2 separate regions of the Homo sapiens genome follow, and region 2 is linked to region 1. The links are chromatin contacts, found by POLR2A ChIA-PET in ENCODE. All regions are on one chromosome and are shown on one strand. Each heading gives the region's core, a stretch centred on a gene start or an enhancer-like site at or near the end of the contact. The rest is flanking DNA. Distances are from core to core; before and after follow the strand shown. Region 1 overlaps LOC340512 (a long non-coding RNA gene). Region 2 overlaps LOC340512 (a long non-coding RNA gene).

Region 1 (5,945 bases), core at 1,765-4,264:
TCTAAAGTATGACCTACTGGTGCCCCAGAAAGTTGAAGGAGGCTGGGTTCCTAAATGCATTGTGATTATGCTGTAGAAGCCTAAATGGACTCATCCTGAATTTCTTGTGAGATGGAGTAGGGAGGGGGAAAGACATTTGTTTAAACCACTGTTATTTAGGCTTTTTGTTATTTATAACTGGAAGCAGTTTCTACTGCTGTAAAGTGATAGCCAGTTGAAGTCAAGACAAGTTCACTGCAATTGCATTCTTAAACTGAACTTCCTGAGTGAAAAAATTCCAAAAGCAATGGTAAGATAGAAGCCTCCATGTTCTATATTGACTGAGCTTCGGCTGGTGATTTCTTGTAGCCCTTCGGAAGGGAAAATTTGACTCCAGCAGTCACATTATGTCACAGAGCTATGAGGGGGCTATTTAAGGCCGAATTGTAGGTGGGAAATATGAGGAATCACATCAGCCTCTCCCATCTCACTGTCTTCTCTATTAGCCTCAGGTAGGGAACAGAAAGGAAATAGGAAAGGAAGTGTTGATAAAATGCTTCCAGTAAGCTTCTCTGGCAAGGCCTGGGAGTTGATAGGCAATAGCATTCTATCATAGAAATTATAAAGTGTCTTGAAATATCATGCTCATCATTTCCTGAAAATGTCAGTTCCTTTCTAAACAACTCACACCGCACGTATCTTGAGTGCTAAGCTTTTTTTCTCTTCTGGAATTACCTCCCATTGAAGACTCAGCCTAAATGTCACTTCTGATGTGAAGCCTTCCCTGCCTCCCTATGAGTCACAAGATATAGACTATCACCCTAGCTGTCACCTACCCCCCATCTTAATAAACATTTATGGAAGGCTCATTATGTCCCAGGAATGGTTCTAAATACTTTATACACATCATCTCATTTAATCCTTGTGTTGGTTTTCCTAAGACTGCTGTAACAAATGACTACAAACTTGGTGGCTTAAAACAACAGAAATGTATCCTCTTACAGTTCTGGAAGCCGGAAGTGGAAAATTAAGGTGTCATTAGGGTTGGTTCCTCCTGGAGGCTCTGTGAGAGAACCTGATTCATGCCTCTTTCCTAGTTTCTGGAGGCTGTGGGCAAGCCTTGGTGTTCCTTGGCTTACAGACGCGTTACTCCAATCTCTGCCATCTCCCCTCACATCACCTTTTCTTCTGTGTCTTTTCCCTTTCCCCTAAAAGGATATCTGTTATTGGACTTAGCACACACCCTAATCCAGAATGATTTCCTCTCAAGATCCTTAATAACATCTGCAAAGATTCTTTTTCCAAATAAGGTCAAAGTCACAGATTCTAATTAGACATATCTTTGGGGGTGGGGGGAGTTCCATTCAACCCGCTACAGTCCTCCTAAAACACATATGAAGTGACTACTATTATTAGCCCCATTTTATAAATCAGAACCCTTAGTGAAAGGCTAAATAATTGCCCAAGATTCACAGCTCAGGAGGGGTGGAGCACTTCAAGCAGCCAACGTGCATTCCCTTAACCACTGCTCTACACCCTTCTCTTTGTCTTATTCATTGTTGCCTCCCTAGTGCCATGCACAGAACCTGGCCCTGAATCAGGACTCAATAAATGTCTGTGGAAGAAATGGATGGATGGATGGATGGATGGATGGATGGATGGATGGATGGATGATGAAATGTTCTTCTCTCCCCCACCCCCACCCCACTCAGCCTCTAAGTAGCTGAGACACATTGCTGTCAGATGCAGCTAGCCTTTTTAAATTCAAATATATTCCTGTTGATACCAAGTGTTAGTTCTCATCTGATTTGGCATCAATGTTACATTTTCTTTCAGAGCTCGATATTGCTTTTTAAAATATCTAAGTAAAAATATGCAGCTTGGTAGATGAAAAATGTCTTTGTCTGCAACTCCAGGCTCTCCCTGAGAAAACGCCAGAGAACTCAATACCAACACTCCCCCTTCAGAGGTCACCTTGAGCCTCCTCCTCCTTCCTTGCTTAGAGGTGGCTAGGAAATGGAAGAAGAGGTCCCCTGGGTCTGAAAATTATAATAGACGGCAGCAGTGACTGCTAGTAGAGGAGGGGAGAAAAGCCGGAATTGGCTGTGATGGGAGTGGAGATCCTTGGCTGTGACTAACAGGGCAGACTGTGTCAAGATGTTTAGTGGTGAAGCCAAGTGAGTAAGAGTGGGACGGTGGCTTGAGAGAGAGAGGGTTGAGGGAAGACTGTTTTTTAGAATACACATGACTTGGACATGTTTATCACACTGGAAAGAAGGAGCCATGGCAGTTGTAGGGGCACTGACAAGCAAACTCTTACTGGGATACAGGGCACAGGAGAACAATTGGCTTTAGAGATGAAGAGGGAAGGAAGTGCAAAGGGAATGTGCTCTCCTCTCCATGAAGGTGAAAGATTCAGGGAGTGACGGGGTTCATGCTGAGGTGGGATCCGAAGTCAGAGGAGAGGGATGAGTAGGCAGAGAGGTGAAGGGTTGGAGCTGCTGCTGAGGGCTGTGTAGAAGAGAACTGGTGGAAGTAAAAGGAAGCTGAACAGAGCTGAAACCGATTAGTCAGTATTATGCTCTTCATACGACAGAGAAAGCTTACCCAGAGGGTCCAGGGTAATAGATCTTTTGCTGGGACTTCCTTCCCAACATCCCTCCACACACATACAAATGCACATAAGCATGCACACACCACCACCACCTAATAAAGAAAAACGAGAGAGAGTCACTCTAGGAATCTGAGGGGACACTACCTTTCCCCACCTACCTAATTATGTGGCTTTTTGAATTAGGGCTGGATAGCAAACTTGCCTTGTTTCTACTCACAATTTCTCTCTTGAAATTCCCATTAATGAAACAGCTTAGTTTGGTTTAGCTAACTGCATGCATGACTGCCAAAAACCACATCACAATGCAGGAGGAATGCAGTCTCTAGCAACGCTACAACAGCTTAACCACATTGTTTAAAGAGAGGAGCTGGGGCAGCCCCAGTGCTTCTGAAATCCATTTAAGATGTGTGAAAACATGAGACTGAAATTCTGACCTTTCCCTAGAGCTGGAAGAACCTCCTCCAGGGGGCTGTTTGGAAGACTGCAGATGCAGGCCTGGGCCCATCTACATCTCCCCAAGACTCTGGCTTCTGGTAGCCTGTCAAGCAGGGAAGCCCTGCCTCTGTGTCCTGTCCCTGACGGGGCATCAGCCTGGTTAAGAGTGCAGTCTCTGAAGCCAAGTTGCCTTAGTTCAAGTCTTGACTGCTCCATTTATAGTGTGGCCTTGGGCACTTAACCTTCACACACTTCAGCTTCTCCATCTATTTTTGGCATTAAAGTTATTGACATAAAAGTACCTAGTCACATACATGTTATAGGGATTAAATACAATAAGTAAGGCCTTTCCCATAGTTTGTGCTCACTTGGTATAATTGATCATCATCATTCTCATTGTTATTGTGCTTAATTCTTTAGTGACTTGGAACCTTTGTTTCCCCATCTGCAAAGAAAGGACAATAACATCACCTTCCTTAAGGTGGCTTAAAATAAAAACAGATTAAAGAGACTAGGATGTGCTTGGTATGTGGTAGACACTTGATATGTGGCCATTGATTTTACTACATCTCTACTACATCCACTGATTTTTCTCTTGCTGGCCTTGCAGAAATGTAAATGGCTTGATTTCTTCAGTCGTTAAGTATGAAGATGGAAGATGGGTAGAGCTCACACCACAGGCTCTGGGGTCAGATAGAGCCAGGTTTGAGTTCTCTTATGAGCTTTGAAACCTGGGGTGCTATTTAGCCTCTTTTATGCCTTAGTTTTTTTAATCCGTAGAAAGGGGAATAAAAGTATCCACTGTGAAAATGCCATGTGATAAAGCAGTATCGGGGCCAGAGGAGGACTGCAGAGTGTGAAATGCATGCTCCTTGAGGGCAGGGGCTCTCTCAGGCTTCCTGTTATATCCCCACAACTATGAGCACACCTGGCTTGTTGTAGGGCTGCTCCATAAGTATTTGCAGCCTGACTAATGTAGAAGTGAGGCAGAAGCTCAGTGCTGATCTTTGAAATGAGGTGTGGTCCAAGAGGGCCTCATAATTTCACTCTGTATAATTGGTTGAGCAAGTGCCACCCTCACTTATTAGTCTTTTTTTCTGTACTGCAGCTCTGTTTGAGTCTTCCAGAAACAGAAGTATTGCTCTGCAAATACTTTTCTGCCACTGCAGAGGGTTCTCATACTTAAAAAGTTCCAGTCAGTCACCATGCATCCCACCACCCCACGCCCGACACTACCTGTGAAGAGGCTTCCCAAGTGATAGATGGTCATGCTTTGACTAAGCAGCCATGAGAAGATGTCTTGCTTCTATTAATTATCCTAAATTGGTTATTGATTATGGTTAGATTTAGAAATATAGTCACTGTCCTGGTTTAAATGTAAACACTGCAGGATTCTTGCTTATGAACCTTGTGAAGATACTAGAAGATCCTAACTGACCTCCAAATCACACTTTGAGAGTTCTTGGAAACAAAGTTCCTACGTTACTAAAGAATTAAAAACTACAACAACGATGATGATGATGGTGGTGGTTACCATCAATTGCACACAGACTATGAAAGAGGCATGGAGCTAAATTCTTTACATGTATTACTTTATTTAATCCTCATAACATGTATATGAGGGTTAGAAAAGGGGCTTCCCTCTCCCCAAGATTTACTGATGAAGTACACACTCAGCTGCCTGACCCTAAGTGTTCAGGGAGCACTGGGAGCCAATATGCATGAGCATTTGAGGGTAAAACACTCTACTCCATGGCCTGCTAGAGGGATTCTTCTGAATTTAAATCTGAGCCTGTCTCTCTCAGACTTAAAGCACATCTCTTCAGTGAATCTTCACTCATCCTTCAGGTCTCAGCTTACATGCCACCTCCTCTAGGAAGGGTTCCCTTGCCCCCAGGATTGAATGAGGCTTCCCTCCCAGGTGCTCCTGTAGCCTTTAGGGCTTACTGAGATCATTGCACTGAACTGATAAGTCAGAATTGAAGTGTTCTGCTCACTTCTGTACCTCTCTCACTCCACAATGAGCAAAGACTGTGTCTTATTGACTAGGTTTCCAGGGCCTGGCACTGTGCCTAGAACAAAGAAGTCATTGATATAGTTAGGATGCTTTGTGCTGCAAGTAATAGCAGATCCCAGCTCAAACTCAAACTGGCTTAAACAATGAGGAAATGTATAACTTCAAAAAATCAGAAGTCAGATACACCATGCAGTAGGATCAGCAGCTCAATGATCTCATCAAGGGTTCGGGTTCTGATCTTTTTTTCTGGCCATCATCAATTCAGTTCCACCCTAAAGCTAGTTGCCTTTGTGGTCACAGCATGACCCTCAACACCATATGATTCACATCTAGAAGAGAAAAGAGGGCAACCTCTTTCCCAAGTGCAGTCTATAAAACCTTCCTTGTAATCTGATTGGGTCAATTTATGTTAGTCCACCCATACAGTCCTTGGCAGGTAATCACCATCATCTGATTGTCCCAGACAAATTATGATTTCTATCTAGAATAGGAATGAGATATAAAAAAAAAATCTAGGTTTAATTAGAGAGGAGGAAAGTAGAGACAGATGTAGGCTAAGCGACCGGGAGTACACTTTACATAGGTGCTGAATAACTATTTGGTGAATGAATAAGTGTGTCTTGGTGCTCCTAGAAACTACTCCAATGGGGAAGTCCATCAACAAAGTGGGAGGGGCTGAGGCTCTCATGGCACCTCTCCTGGCATTGAAATGTCCTCCACCTAAGGAACCTTTAACTGATCTAGACACAATAGAACCATGTTCAATCTGATGCTTCTCTCTCAACCATCCTCTTGCTCAGAGAGGATAGTGGTAAACTTCTCTAGCCAAGTGAAAGCATTTCTAGAGTTTTGCAAGCAACACCACATCGCTTTATTTCAGACTGTTTCCCTGACTCTAAA
Region 2 (5,945 bases), core at 2,336-4,835, 47 kb after region 1:
ACCTATTTGATAAAACTTCAGTCTCCACAACATCTTATCTCAACCCAGACCTTCCTTTCTATTGATAACTCTTTCAACTAATTACCAATTAGAAACACTTGAAATCTACCTATAACCTAGCCTGGAAGCCCTACCCCCACCACCCCTCCACCCCCACTTTGAGTTGTCCCACCTTTCTGGACTGAACCAATGTATTTCTTAAACGTATTTGATTAAAGTCTCATGTATCCCTAAAATGTATAAAACCAATGCACCCTGACCACCTTGGGCACATGTTCTTAGGATCTCCTGAGGGCTGGGTCACAGGCCATGGTCACTCATATTTGGCTCAGAATAAATCTCTTCAAATATTTTATAGAGTTTCACTCTTTTTGTCAACACTCACAAAGGTAGAAAGTGGAAAGATTCTACAGGTCTGTTAGAGGACAAAGCTGTTGCTCTGCCCACCACATCACCCAGGGGGACCTTCCCCAAGAGGCCCCACCTCTATTCAGTGAAGCTCAATGATCATTTATTGAGCAACTGGACACTGTAGGCCCCGACAAAATAAAGATTAATCATTACATCAACTTTCAATGAGTTCATCCCATCTAAGTGGGGTAAAAAATAAAAGTACAAACCAGTTAAGAGCTACTTGGTAAAGGTTCTGAATGACTAACCAATGCTCCAACAGAGGAGGACCATAACTCAGCCTGAAGGCTTCCTAGAAGAGGTGATGGCTGAAGGTATTCATTTACATTTTAACCATGATTCATTCACATTGAACAATGCCTCATCCTCCCTGCACGCCAGCACCTTGACTTCTAAGGCATTCTCTAGCTCAGGTGTCTCTCCATTATCCTCTCAGGGACCAGAACCAGCCACCTATAAGAGGAAACCAGAGCCAACAGAACCAGTCACCTGTGAGAGGAAACCAGAGCCAAGCTTTCCCCCACCCACCAACGACAGCCCATCTGTAACAGATAATTCATTAAGCCCTCTCAGATCTGAGTGCTCATCTTCTTCCCCTCACCCTCACATTTGTCTGAGTTTATATATCATGACTGCTTAACTGAACAAGTAAAATCACCTCCTGTCTGGTCTCCCTGCCCCCAGTTTTGCCCTGCCCTCTCCTTTCTGTTCCTACCATACATATATATGACTTTGCCATTTTCTGTTAAAAATCCTTCTATGACCCCACAACAACTTTCTCTTGATATGATGTCTTGACACTTGTATGGCTTCACATGCTGTTTATCTGCCTGGAAAACCCTTAACTGAATCCCTTTTGCCTTGCAAACTCCTTGCAAAATCATTTAATGTGTAGCTGTTCAAAGATGTAAAAACCATTCTTAGCTTGTAGTGTAGTTTAGTCCTTGAGAGCCAAATTTGGCCTATGAGTTGCAGTATGCTAACCCCTTGCCATAAAGGATGAGTAGAGAGGGTCCACACTGAGGGGAAAGGCCAGGGAGATAAGCCGTGGCTGATCATGGAGGGCTAAAATGGCAGTCAGAAAATCTAGGACTTGACTGTGGAATCAATGGTGAACTATCAAAGAGCTTTAAGCAGGGAAGGGACATGATCTGATTTGTGTTTTATAAAGGTTCAGCTAGTGCAGTAGCAAAGGAAGTCTTTATTCATCTGAACTATAAAAACTCTATCCATCCAGTCACTATCTTCTGATCCCAACATGTGAGCGTCTCAGGTGGATTCCAACACCATCTCTTTTTCCAAATGAGGAATTCTTGGAAAGAGGTAACCCTCAGGACTATAAGCTCTTATATCTTTCTGCAAGAGCAAGAGGCCTTGGATTTGTGAGAACGTTCCTAGGGGACAACTTTCCTTATCCCTTCCAATGAAAATAAAAGGGCCATTTGTAACCAATGGAACAGGGCCCATGAAGAACATTCTCTGTGCCTCTGCAGACCCATTTCTGCCTGGGTCTCCTGATGACAATTGTTATTTATCTGACCTTCTCTTCCACATCATTCCAACTCCCACACTTAGTTCCAAAACAGGTCTTAAATCACTCAGGAGCCAAGCCAGGCTGAAAAAGGAAGTAACCATGGCCAGGCCAGTGTTTCAGCACTCTCTGCAGACATCAAAACAAAGACAGGGTAAAGTCCGAAGAAATCACCTGCAAAAAAATCAAAGCAAGATGTTGGCATCTTCTTCAGGGATTGTCCCAAATTAAGATGGAAATGTCTGTGCATAAAACAGGCAAGGGAGTCAGAAGTCTTTCCAGGGGAGGCCTTGGTAGCTAAATCAGATGATGACAATTGCTGGATATTACAAATTTGTGCATGAGTTAAATGAGTATCTGCTTTTGGATGCCAGTGAGACCACCTTAAGAATGTCAGCTTAATACTGGCCTCTGGGGAGGCCATACCCACTTTACTGCCAATATTAACTCTCCTCTATACCCTTCCCTCCAAGCAAACAACCTTGATTCTGACTGTACTGACTTGCTGAGGTTGTGGTAATTCTACTTTGCTATTATCATGCTGTGTCTACCTTCATGCTGTAGTGCTGGTGTGAGATCTACTCTGTTAGCTCCAGGCTAGAAGAAGGTCAAATTAGTCACTCAAATACTAAGTCTTCAATGCATCAGCACCACCTCTCCCATGCCACTATCCTTTATTCAGGTAAAGTGACATCCTCAGCATTCTATAATAATCTTCTTGGGATAATGTCACCAAGGAGGGACAAAGCTTTTGGTTTCATGAGTTCTATTTAGGATTGAGCTTTAGAAACATGGTTCAAATGGATCAGATAACTTGAAGTTGGCAGGCTTTCAAAATTTTTAAATTATCTTAGGAAAGTCATCATGAAAAGTGCCTACAGTTGTCCCAGAATAATCTTTCCAATATTCTGATGGCCAAATATTTCAGATAAAATATCCCAACAAGTTGCTGGGTTCCTAAGGATCTTATAGTCCAGACCTCATGTTTATTAAAAAGAAAACTGTGAATATAGCAAATTATCCCACCAAACACCTGGGTATTTTGATGGCCTGCAGAGAACACATTTATTTTCTGCTGTAGCAAGAATCTGCCTGACCATCTTTAAAAAGAAGACCTTGGCTGACAGGGTTCATTTGGTGCTTCTCAGAATAGGATAGCTTTGGGGCAGGTAGAGGTATTATAGGATATTTGTGAAGGATTATTTCTGGATTGCTAAACTACTTAGTGACCTATTTTGAGGTTATCCAGTTAAGACTGGGGTACTATTTAAGAGGAAGAGGAAGCTCCAGGAGTAGTAATAACCCCAACATCCCCACCACCACTGCCTTTCACCTTTGGAGAATTGGTAAAGGAAGGCTGTGACCAAGTATTTAGAGTTCTGCCTTCACAAGATTCCATTAAGTCCTTATCTTATGCAAAAAGTCAGCTTTGAGGGCCTGGGATTAAATTATATTAGGGCAAAAATGAAGAGGAAAGGGACCCTACAAATCTCACTACCAAAGGCTTGTATATATGACAAACCAGGCGCCCAACTCACAAATCAGAACCGCTGGCCTTAAGCAATCATTTGCAAGGTTGGGGTATATGTGTAGAGGGTCACTGGGTGTGCCATCTCAAAGTGGGAAAACCACCTGCTTACACATCCACTGCCTGGAGGAGCAAGGAGCCCGCACCCAGGAAATACACAGGTGGGGACTAATTGCTTCATCCACTATAGCAGGCTTATTCCACTATCCAAAGTCACCCAGATTATAGGAGAGAGGGTGTTTTTACTATGTAGGTGTCCTTTCAGAATTCACCCAGATGATGTGAAAATTCTGAAAATAGTATTAAAAGAAAAACTTTAGAATAATCCGATGTAACAGAGTTTAATTGAATGAAGATCAGCTCACCAACTGGGCAGTCTTAAGGGCCAGAATAGGTTCAGAGCAACTCCAGGGATGCTGCTTGGTTGGGTAACATTTACAGACCAAAAAAGGAAAGTGACATACAGAACACAGAAGCAAGGTACAGAAACAGCAGGGTTAGGTACAGGTTGGCGTTTGCCTTATCTGAACACTGTTTAAACATTTGGCTGCCTGTAATGGACTGAAACTCGGCTGCAGTGATTGGCTGAGACTCGCTACCTGTTATGAGAGTACGTTACACTCTGTGTACACAGCAAGTCAGGTTACAGTTTAATATGTATGAAGAAACCTTTAAGCCAATATTAAAATATGTATGGATGCAGCTTTAGGCCAAACTTAATTTAATAGCAATTTACTGTGAGAAGGCCCCAGTCTAATGGAAGTGTGCAAGTCTAATAAAACTCCACTTGCGAAGCTTGTGCCTGGATCCTTTGGTCTCCCTGACTGAGGCAGGTATCAAATGTCTTAAGTTCCTCTTGCAGAGTAGGTCCGGGCTTCTGCTGGGCTGACTCAACTTTGTTGGGCTATTCTCCTGAGGCAGTTCTCATGACCAGATCTCTGACAATCAATTATTTCACTGGATCACTATGACTTCCCTGGGGCCAATCATTCCCTGCACCTTGTACACAAGCAAGGGTCCAACTCTGCCTGGTATGACTAGGTGAGTACTTCTTGGGGGTCAGCTCTTTGGTGCCTATTGTGTAATCTGAAGCTCTGCAGAAGCACTAGGTCTTCTTCAGGTGTCTCAGGTGTAACCTGAACGAGGATCATAACCAAGAGCCCTTGTTAGACTAAGGCACTAACCCCAACCCCACAGACTGGCCAGGGCAGATGGGACCATTTGGTGAGCGGGGTCATCACTTAGCTTTGCAACATTTTCTTCCCTGGAATGAATGCCATCAACACCCTACCTGCAGTTCTAGACCTTACAAGACAGAAATCTAGCCATTGCCTGTGGGCACCTCCCAGCTAAACCACCACACACTCATAAACTCATAAAGGGACACTGTGTTATCTCTCTGTATGGGAAAGAAGCTGAACTTTGGACCTGGTCAGGCTCACTCAAATATCCTTGAGCTTGGGGTGGAGAGAGGAGACATGCCTCTGACACCCCATTAACATGAGAAAGTAGATTCAGAGCAGGGGAGTTATGCTGTTCAACAATAGTGGCAAGCATTCATCACGTGTTTACTATGGTGCAGGCATTGTTTAAGTACTTTGCATGTATGAAATCATTTAAGCCTTCTGATAATCAGCCAAGGTACATAATGTTTTCGTTCCTTTCTTTTTTTTTCCTTTGTTTTGAGATGGAATCTCACTCTGTCACCCAGGCTGGATTGCAGTGGTGTGATCTCGGCTTACTGCAACCTTCGTTTTCCAGGTTCAAGTGATTCTCCTGCCTCAGCCTCCCAAGTAGCTGGGACTACAGGCGCGTGCTACCACACCCAGCTAATTTTGGTATATTTATTTTATTTTATTTTATTTTGAGAGGGAGTCTCCCTCTGTCTCCAGGCTGGAGCGCAGTGGTGTGATCTCTGCTCACTGCAACCTCTACCTCCCTGGTTCAAGCAATTCTCTCTGCCTTAGCCTCCCAAGTAGCTAGGATTACAGGCACACACCACCACACCCAGCTACTTTTTGTATTTTTAGTAGACATGGGGTTTCATCATATCGGACAGGATGGTCTCGATCTCCTGACCTCACGATCCACCCACCTCGGCCTCCCAAAGTGCTGGGATTACAGGCATGAGCCACTGCACCCACCCTTGTATATTTATTAATAGTAGAGATGAGTTTCACCATGTTGGCCAGGCTGGTCTTGAACTCCTGACCTCAAGTGATCCACTTGCCTTGGCCTCCCAAAGTGCTGAGATTACAGGCACGAGCTGTCATGCTGGGTCTGTTTTCATTCTATGTATGAGAAAAATGAAGCACAGAGAAGTGAAGGGGTTTGATGCACATATTAAGTGGCTGAATGGGGAATCAAACCCAGGCTGCTGGCTCCTGAACCCGAGTCTAACCTTTATTCCCCTCCTAGGACTGTATTTCACATTCTATAATTTAATCCTTCCAGGTACCCTGAAAGCTTTACTAG

The links. ChIA-PET counts read pairs that join two places held with the same protein, here RNA polymerase II (POLR2A).
Region 2: POLR2A ChIA-PET joins it to region 1 with 10 read pairs in WTC11. The contact joins two enhancer-like sites. POLR2A ChIA-PET finds 5 or more read pairs at or near these places in 2 of 52 experiments (OCI-LY7 and WTC11).

The regions. Positions count from the first base shown.
Region 1 is chr9:107,017,262-107,023,206 of GRCh38, forward strand. The region is part of intron 4 of LOC340512 (a long non-coding RNA gene); the gene reads right to left. Among named protein-coding and RNA genes, the nearest start is that of ZNF462, 160 kb to the left of the region's middle. Within about 2 kb of position 3,015, at least 2 of the 41 ENCODE cell types and tissues checked have a DNase peak (open chromatin) inside an H3K27ac peak, as active enhancers do.
Region 2 is chr9:107,063,891-107,069,835 of GRCh38, forward strand. All of the region lies in intron 3 of LOC340512 (a long non-coding RNA gene), which reads right to left. Among named protein-coding and RNA genes, the nearest start is that of ZNF462, 200 kb to the left of the region's middle. Within about 2 kb of position 3,586, at least 2 of the 41 ENCODE cell types and tissues checked have a DNase peak (open chromatin) inside an H3K27ac peak, as active enhancers do.